Linked DNA regions of Mus musculus: region 2 is linked to region 1. Evidence: chromatin loops called from intact Hi-C (ENCODE). Cell type or tissue: left cerebral cortex. All regions are shown on one strand. Links, peaks and the distances in the headings refer to the core of each region. The heading gives the core; the rest is flanking DNA. Region 1 holds the start of Mboat7 (membrane bound O-acyltransferase domain containing 7). Region 2 overlaps Tnnt1 (troponin T1, skeletal, slow).

Evidence for each region. Hi-C counts contacts between places; a loop is a spot of excess contacts. Peaks named below come from ENCODE experiments on the same cell type or tissue, not always from the same donor. Only the 100,000 strongest peaks of a DNase experiment are listed, where the experiment ranks them.
Region 2: a loop joins it to region 1, with 1.9 times the contacts of the local background. A loop is called at or near these places in 3 of 42 quality-filtered maps.

Annotation. Positions count from the first base shown.
Region 1 is chr7:3,691,187-3,695,565 of GRCm38, forward strand. It overlaps Mboat7 (membrane bound O-acyltransferase domain containing 7), which reads right to left and starts at 1,800. Exons shown (of 8, transcript NM_029934.4): 1 at 1,555-1,800; 2 at 854-932; 3 at 620-749; 4 at 76-202. The coding sequence starts at 929. It overlaps Tsen34 (tRNA splicing endonuclease subunit 34), which reads left to right and starts at 2,424. Exons shown (of 5, transcript NM_001164204.1): 1 at 2,424-2,703; 2 at 3,412-3,658; 3 at 3,792-4,041; 4 at 4,166-4,379. The coding sequence starts at 3,416. In left cerebral cortex, for the core only: a CTCF peak has its summit at 1,655; DNase peaks (open chromatin) are centred at 117, 714, 1,991, 2,461 and 2 more places; H3K4me3 peaks cover 3,885 bases; H3K27ac peaks cover 3,542 bases.
Region 2 is chr7:4,508,086-4,512,464 of GRCm38, forward strand. It overlaps Tnnt1 (troponin T1, skeletal, slow), which reads right to left. Exons shown (of 14, transcript NM_001277903.1): 6 at 4,180-4,201; 7 at 2,232-2,295; 8 at 1,867-1,983; 9 at 1,473-1,550; 10 at 926-1,039; 11 at 389-498. Among named protein-coding and RNA genes, the nearest start is that of Tnnt1, 5.7 kb to the right of the region's middle. In left cerebral cortex, for the core only: CTCF peaks have their summits at 199 (motif pointing right) and 1,989 (motif pointing right); DNase peaks (open chromatin) are centred at 458 and 1,987.

The DNA of each region.
Region 1 (4,379 bases), core at 1-4,000:
AGTCTGGGAGGAGAAAGCAAGGAGGCTCCCCAGCTCCCAGGGAGACTAAAAGAAGTAGTGTTCGCCAAGTCTCACCTTCAGTGTCAACAGCAGCTGGACAGCATTGGTGAAGGGCGTGGGAGTGGGCAGGCCCAGCAGGCTGAGGGCTCGGAAGAAGAGGAGATAGGAGAAGGTCCAGGCAAGAGCCAGGGCATGGCAGGAGCTAGGACAGAGGTGGGAAGTCATAATGTTGGGTACAGGGACCTTAGCCTCTGTTTCCTTCTCCTGAGATACCCACCCCCGCCCCTGCCCACATTCAGACAGAGAAGAAGAGGTGAGAAGACTGGTGAGTAACAGAGACAGAAGAGGCACAGCCAGAGATAAGAAAAGAATGACCGGCATTAAGAGAAGCTTCTGGAAGAAGGAAGGCACTTCAGCCAGAGCTCAGCCTGACTGGACTATGGAAGTCAGTCTGCCACATGGATACTGAGGACTGGGGCAAAGACACAAGGTGGGAAGAAAGATGGCCAAGGCATAGCGACACACAGTAAGATTAAAGGAGAAGAAATAGAAGACTCGAAGAGGAAACAGACTGCTGCTTCTCTGCATCCTTCTTCCTTTCTCACCACCTAGTTCTCACCAGGGCTGGGCCTGAATGAGGGCCCAGGTTCCCAAGATGGTGATCAGAGAATGCAAACTGTGGGGGCCACAGGTGAATAAGGTGAGCCCCAGGCCCACAGCTGCTGCCCCCCATCTCTTCAGCCCAGGTCCTGAAAGGAAAAGGTAAAGTATAAGCCTAGAACCTTCGGGAGGGGTGATTCCCCACCCCAGCTCCCTCACCCTAATTTTCCACTAGACAAGGAACCTGACTCACCAGCTTTCTTAAAGAGGAAGCCAACAGGGATGGAGATAAGAAGGACCATTAGATATGTCCATTCTTCGGGTGTCATGGTCTGGGGGAGGAAGGACTCACAGTGAGAACCAGTATTCCAGTCCCTTCCTCTTTTGAAGACAGTAGAATCCCCTTTGAGAACCCAGGCCTCCAGCTCACTCCTCCTTCCAGGACCCAAGAATTAAGCCCCCACCCCACCCCTTTGCCAATGTTGAAATCAAAAGTACTTCTACTTCCATTTATGACCCACACCTTCCGGCCAGAAAAACAATCCTTCACAACACCCCTCTTCTCTGAGAGCCCAGGAATCTGTATCATCCTCACCCTCCTGAGTACATTGGAGCCCTTCTGGGTCCCCAATTTCCTCTGCGTCTTACAGGACCCAGTACTCCCACTCCCGCCCAGCTCGGAGAAGCCCAGCATTTAGCATCCTGTTTTCTAAGCTCTGAGCTCTGGGCTCCTCTTTAACCCGTACCTCGGAGAGAAGGCAATGACCCTGTACGATCTGCAAGCACCTTTCGTAGCCCAGCCCCGCGCAGCGAAGGCCAGCGTGTATCCGATTCTGCCTCGGCAGATCCACAGGCGGTTACGCCACCCAGCCCGGCCACGCTCTGGGCGCTGTCCCCGCACCCCGCCACCCTACGATCTTCGTGACGCCGCCATGCAACCCAACCTGGGCCCACCTGAACCGTCCGTGGGCCAGAAGACTGCGGAGCTCCTTTTCGAGGCCGCCTCGGCTCGCGCCACGCCTCCCCAGCTCAGCACGCCCCCGCACTGCCCGTTCTGGAGGGCGCCGGCAGGGCTGCGCGGTCCAGGCCCCGAGAGCCGCGGCTGTACGAGTTACAGCACCGCAAGAAAGGTACCCAGAACACCAGTCTGCCGCAAGATGCCTGTCGCGATCTTTCTAGGAGGTCCCCGGGCAAAGAGCTGCCAGTACGTGAAGGGGCGGGGTTTCGGGTCAGAGAGGCGGGGCCAAGATCTTCGAGTCCCGTTGAGACTTGAGGAGGAGGGACCTGGAGCTCAGAGACAGACTTTCAGCTTCGGATTCCTTCGGGCACACTCGGTCATTCAAGCCCTCGGCATGGAGTGCCACAGCTTCGGCTTACTTCGGGGATAGCCGAATTCCAAAGTCACGGCTCGGAATTAGATGCGTTTACAAACTCGGCCGGATGTAGGCGGGACCACACACTTCGGCTTGATTCGGAAATAATCGGGTCCAAAAGTCGTTGTGTAGTGTTAGGCGGGCTCAAGAACGCAGAACGAAGTAGGCGGGACCGCATGCTTCGGCTTACTTCGGAGATAGTCGGAATCAGCCGGGGTCCGAGAGTCAAAGAACCACGGGGTGTGGGCGGGATCGCATATTTGGACTTACTTCAGATAGCTGAATGCTTTTTCAGGTCACGGTCAAATGATATTGAGGGCAGCCGTTTTGGCCTAACTTTGGAAATAATCAGTAGACTTAACAGGCTGAGCTAATAGTCTTGAGGGAGGAAGGCGGAGCCACAGAAGACCGGAAAACGGCGAAGGGGCGGGGCCGACATGACTGGTGGATTTGGGGGCGAGGCCAGAGCAATGACCCTCAAGGTCCCATTTGTGCAGACCGGAGTGGCAGTGAGGGCTTTCTTGGCTTTTCCGCTTTGCTGACCTGACGGGATGACGGAGGACGCGCTACGTAGGGCCAGCTCCGCCTTAGCCGAGAGTTGGTGTTGGCTAGGGGTTGACTTATTGCCTCTGCCTGAGGACAGTACGACAGATTGAAAGGGAGCCACGACGCACACTGCACCTCGAGTGCGACTGTGGATTCAATCGTAATTGTGAACTCCTTAAATTGGGTAGGAAGTGGGCGGGGCCACAGCTGGAAGAACGATGGGATCTGGCTAGGGTCGAATGCTGAACCTTTTGCAACTTAGAGGGGGTGGCTGATTCTACTGAGCCGAGATCTCCCGCATGCGTTCGGGAATAGAGTCGAGATCTTCCGAAGGCTGAAACGCTTGCGTTCGGGTAGGCAGGACTCCCGATTGAGCCGAATTTAGGATGCTGGAACATCGAACAGCTGGCGCAAGACAGGACTGGGTTTCTTTTAAAGTCCGACTCAGAATAGGCGGGAAAGGCGAATCTGGGCACTTCGAAAGGGGAGGGGCTGGGCTCCAAGTATTTAGAAGAGGGTGTGGCTTGAGCAAACCACCCTACATTGAGGTTCTGAGATTTGACGGACGCATAAGAAGACACCCACTTTGCAAAAAGGGCGGTGCACCACTATGGCGGGAGGTCTCTCTGAGGGGACGAGAGATGGTGGTACGCTTTGGCAGAGAAGATGGTCACCTGGAGCTGAGGGGGAGCGGAACGGTGGGACCTGGGTGAGGGGCGTGGTCTTAACTGGTCCCTGGGTAGATCTTGGCTGGGGGGCGGGGGGGGGCAGGTGGCAACCCCAGCCCCGCCCCTTGGGGGGTGAGGGGCGGGGTCTTGCGCTGAGGGCGTGGAAGACTTCAGTCGGGTCGGTGGGGCTGTTTGGGTGACCGCGACGCACCCCCACTCCGCAGGAAGATGCTGGTGGTGGAGGTCGCAAATGGCCGCTCGCTGGTGTGGGGAGCCGAGGCCGTGCAGGCGCTGCGGGAGCGTCTGGGAGTCGGGGGACGCACGGTGGGCGCCCTGCCCCGCGGGCCCCGCCAGAACTCGCGCCTGGGCCTTCCGCTTCTGCTGCTGCCTGAAGAAGCCCGGCTCCTGGCCGAGATAGGCGCGGTGACCCTAGTCAGCGCCCCGCGCCCGGACCCCCGCAACCATGGCTTGGTAAGAAACGAAAGGCCCTGATAGTGGGAAGGCCTGGGAGGGCCTGTTGGAAGGTTGTAAACTGGTCAGAATTCCTGTCTTCCTAAGGGACTGCAGGATGTGTCTTGGGGTTCCAGTTAAGTTTACTTCTCAGGCCCTAGCATCGTTCAAACGCCAGCAAGAGCAGAGTTTCCAGGATCAGAACACTTTGGCAGCCGAGGCCCGGGAGACCCGGCGTCAGGAGCTTCTAGAGAAGATCGTAGAGGGCCAGGCTGCCAAGAAGCAGAAGCTGGAACAGGATTCAGGGGCAGATGAAGGAGGCCAAGAAGCCGGTGGAAGTGAGGCTACCCAAGGGAGTGAGACCAGTGATGATGGCCAGCCTTCTGCGGAGCAGGAGGGAGCAGGTGAGATTTTAGGATTTAGAGTTAAAATTTGGGGCAGGAGGGAGGGAAACTTTGGAGAATTTTAGTTGGATTTTTCTGGCGCTAAGGAGACCTTGTGGACTCAGTAAATTCTTTTTGCTCCCAGCCCCATCCCTAGATTCTTCATCTCCCCAACCAGGACCTTCAAATGGGGTGACTCCCTTGCCCAGATCAGCCCTGCTTATCCAGCTGGCCACTGCCAGGCCTCGGCCTGTAAAAGCTAAGCCTCTGGACTGGCGTGTGCAGTCCAAAGACTGGCCCCATGCTGGCCGTCCTGCCCACGAGCTGCGCTACAGCATCTACCGAGACCTGTGGGAGAG
Region 2 (4,379 bases), core at 114-4,113, 820 kb after region 1:
CGCGCGCGCGTGTGTGTGTGTGTGTGCGTGCGTACGTACGTGCGTGCGTGCGTGCGTGCGTGCGTGCGTGCGTGCGTGTGTGTGTGTGTGTGTGTGTGTGTGAAGTCTGGCCTCCAGCTCAATATACAGTAGAGGATGACCCTGAATTGATCCTCCTACCTCCTCCCTGAATGCTGCAATTCCACCTAAATACGGAAGGGGGCACTGTGGATGCCAGACACTACAGGCCAGGCCATCCACCGGGTAGCTTGCATTTGAGTGACATTTTGAACATAGAAAGCAACAGTGGCCCAGAAAAAGGAGTGCCAATTGCCTGAAGTAACACAGCACCAAGGCTCAGACCCGGAGTATCGCCCGTGGAAGCCTTTTGAGAGCTGCCAGGACCTACCGGAGCTGGTCCTCCCCCATGTAGTCGATGTTCAAGGGCTTTTTCCTCTCAGACAGAATCCGGAGTTTCATCTCCCGACCAGTCTGTCGCTTCCCACGCTTCTGTTCTGCCTGGAGTGGGAGGAATCCCAAGCCAGGGATAGAACCTGGAGGCTAAATCCACTCAGCAAGGCCAGTGCCTCCACCACATGCAAGGAGTACATCTCAGCCCTCCCCCTTCAGACACTCAGGGGTCCAGCCTCAGCCTCCTCCTCCCTCAGTCCCAGAGCTCCAGGCTCCAGCCCTCTCTCCTCAGACTCAGGAACTCAAATTCCGTGCCCCCTCCCTCAAGCGTACAGGCCCCGGTCTTCTTCCCTCACACCCAGGCACCACCAGAGGAACATTGTGGCCGGAAGAGGGACAGAGACAATCAGCAGAGTGTCTCCCTCACCTACTTGCCGCATGCTATCTACAGTGACAGCTGGCCCTGGATGAGGTCCAGCACCCTCAAGTTTCCCTTCCCTCCTTGTAGACGCAGATTTCCACAGGCTAGACTCACCTTGACCAGGTAGCCCCCAAAATGAGCTCCCATGTTGGACAGAACTTTCTTCTTCTTGGCGTCATCCTCTGCTCTCTTCTTTGCCTCCTCCTCCTCCTTCCGCATCTTCTCCTCCTGTGAGAACAAAGGGGTCCACGACATGTGGCCTTACATACCTGATGGAGGAAGAGCCTAGCCTGGGTAGTTGATGGCTTAGCATCTCCATAAGTGAAGTTGGAGCCACGGAGAGAGCCACTCCTTAACTTGGTATATAGTTCAGGCTAGCCTCAAATTCACAAAATCCTCCTGCCTCGGCTTCTCCTGTACTGGGATCATAGGTCTGAGGCCATCATACCCAGCAAAGCTCAGCCTTTGTGCTGTGGCTTAAGTCTCTTAGTCCAGCCCTGCCTGAAGCTAGATCAGCCGCAGACTTTTTATTTATATGCACTGTTCACCCTTCCAATAGGAAAATCCTTATGCTAGACATTACAGGGACTTTCTGAGAACCGTAGAGAGTATCAAAATGGGAAATAAAGTATTCTCCTATAGGGAAAGGACAGACACCTACCGCCAGCTTGGCCTGGCGTTCTCGCTCCTTTTCCGTTCTGAAGCGCTGTTGCTCAGCTCTCTCTGCGCGTCGCCTCTCCTAGGGGTATTAAGGGGAAGATTGGGGCAGGGAATGTGGGGGTTCTTGGAGGCTATCCCCTCCCACAAGTTGTCCCTCCACCAGTAGACGAACGAAATAAGGATAGTTTCTTTTATTTAATTGTCCTTTTTGAGACAGTCTCTCGAACTCATGGTAATCTTCCTGCCTCCGCCTCCAAAATGCACTCCTGGTAGAAATGGATACTGGAGTGGACCCGCCCAATGTCCCCGCTGTTTCTCCCAGAGACCCCAAAGCACTACATGGAGGGAGGGAACGGGAGATAGATGTAACTAGAGGACCCGGATTTCCGGCTCACAATGCGGTCTTTTAGTGCAATGAGCTCTTCCTCCTCCTTTTTCCGCTGTTCAAAGTGCACGTCGATGAGCGTCTGCAGCTCCAGTAAGTCTTTCTCCATGCGCTTCCGGTGGATGTCCTGAAGAGGGAGCCCGTGAGGCCGCCGGACAGGGCCCTGGAGCCTGCCCCACCCCAGCCCTAGGTGATGACTGACAGCCAGCTGGGATGGCTTCCAGCAGATGTCAGCAAAGCATTCCTTGCTAATAACAGGACCCTGGGTTACCCCCAGGGTTTTCATGAAGGAAGCATAGAAGGGCACTTTTCAGAATAGGCTCAAGGCGCCAAGAATCCTGCAGCTGCTTCTGGGGTAGGACATCTGTCACTTACATCAAAATCCACACGCTCCCCTTCTGGAATCTTCGGGGGAATCAAAGGAGGCACCACAGGACGGCTGTGTCGATAGAATTGGAGATCATCAACAGGCTGGCCTCCCTCCTCTGCCTTACCACACGCTGTTCAAAATGACAGCCACCCCCCACCCCCACCCCCACCGGCCCCCGAGTCTGTGTGAGACCACAGTCAGGGAAATACAGTTTGAGTATTTTGTTTTGCCTGTTTTGACATACTTGTAAAAACTGGCAGGACCCGGTGGCACAGATCTGTTGTCCTAGCTGCTCGGAAGTCTGAGGCAAATTCAAGTCCTGCCTGGTCTAGAGAGAATCTAAAGCCATCCATGGAAACTTAAGAGACACTGCCTCAAAATGAAAAATCACAACAGGGCTAGGGATGAGATTCGGCCGTAGAATGCCTGACAAGAATCCCCCAGGGAGAGGCAGGGGGCGACTCCCCCAGTGAGGGGCTGCGGGTGACTCAAGACGGAATGCTTGTCTCAAACATACGAGGCCATATATTGAATGCTCTGCATAAAAAGCAGGCAGGGGTAGCTCAGCAAACAAAGACCCCCATGACAAGCCTGATTGTCTGCGTTCCGACCCCTGTAAATCATCCTCTGCACCCCACACTTGCACCATACACACCTCTGTGCTCACACACGCAAAATACGTAATAAAGGCCTTACAGTTTAAAAGCACTGCTCTTCCTTTTGCACTGCTCTGAGATACTTCACTTTCTTCTTAACCATTTTATTTTATGTGTATGTATGAGGTTTTGCCTGCTGCCTGTGTAACACGTGTATGGCCAAGTGCCAGAAGAAGGCATCGGCTCCTCTGGAACTGGAGTTACAGATGTTTGTGAGCCACCACGTGGATACTGGGAACTGAACCCAAGTCCTCTGGAAGAGCAGCAGTCAGTGCTTTCAACCACCGAGCCATCTCTCCAGGCCTGAAGATTTTATTTCAAGGGTAAGGATGAAGCCCGGGGATCACGCATGCTAAAGGCCATGGACTTTAAAGATCGCTATTCTCTAAGCAACTTACAGTTGCCTGGTTGCTCTAACGCTGTACTACTGGCTGTTTAACAGCAACAGTGCGCAGCTGTAACAAGAAAAACGTCTGCGTGCTCGGGTCACCTACAGTTTCTTTTAATAGCTATGATTTAAGATCAGCAAAACCCACAGATGCTGAACTCAGAATCACCAAGACTACTCTTCCGAGGATGCAGCAACACCTTGCCTGGCAAACACTCTTTCCCAAGGCCCAAGTTAGCAGAAACTTCCCGAATAATTCATGTGTCAGAACATTCCTTGCCTTGGCAGGGCTCATCCACTTGGTGTCTCTAAGGACCATGTGTTGTCGGTCCCAAAAGTCCTTGGAAAGGGCCCTCACTTCCTGCATTCCTTCCCTGGTAGCTCTCCAACCTGGAACCTCTGTAACTGCGTTCCTTCCTCCAAGAGTCCCTAAGCTCTAGCCCTGGCCTCTCCGGGCCTCCTCTTAGCTCAGTTAGCTTCCACAGCCTGTACTGGCCTCCCTGGCTTAACCATACTCTCACGATGGCCTGGTTCTGCACCCAGAGTGGGTTTTATACATAACCACTCACTTTGAGTGTAAGAAATGACTGTCCTTGCCTACAACTTTCCTTCAGCTAGCAAGGTCTTTATCGAGAGGGTCCAGGTTATCACCTCCTCGGGAAGCCTTCCTTGATTGGCCCTGGGCCAACACAGAGTCCCCTTGCATGGTTTTCTAGAACCCAGGCTGTTATTTTTATATCTGACCTGTTTCACAATGTAGGAAGGTCCTCAACTTCTTGCTTTAAGAGTTAAGGTTGGCTGTGTTCAAGCCCTGATTTCTCTGCCTTTTGATTTCTCTGCCCTGTCTCTCTTGGTGGAGGAGCATGAGAAGATAGGCTTGTAACCCACACCCACCCTGTAGCACCTCACCTGGGTTTGGGGCGCTCTTCTTCTGGTGGCAATGGGGGAATACAAAAAGATAATTAGAGAGAGTTGGGTAGAGAGAGGCTTGGCATCCTTAAGAGGAAACCCAGAAGCAGCCTGCGAGCCCAAGGCTGGGGGGAGGACATTAGGAGAGTGAAGGAAAGTTGAGGTGGAGAAAAGGGGGAAAAAAGGTCACTCGCATCAGA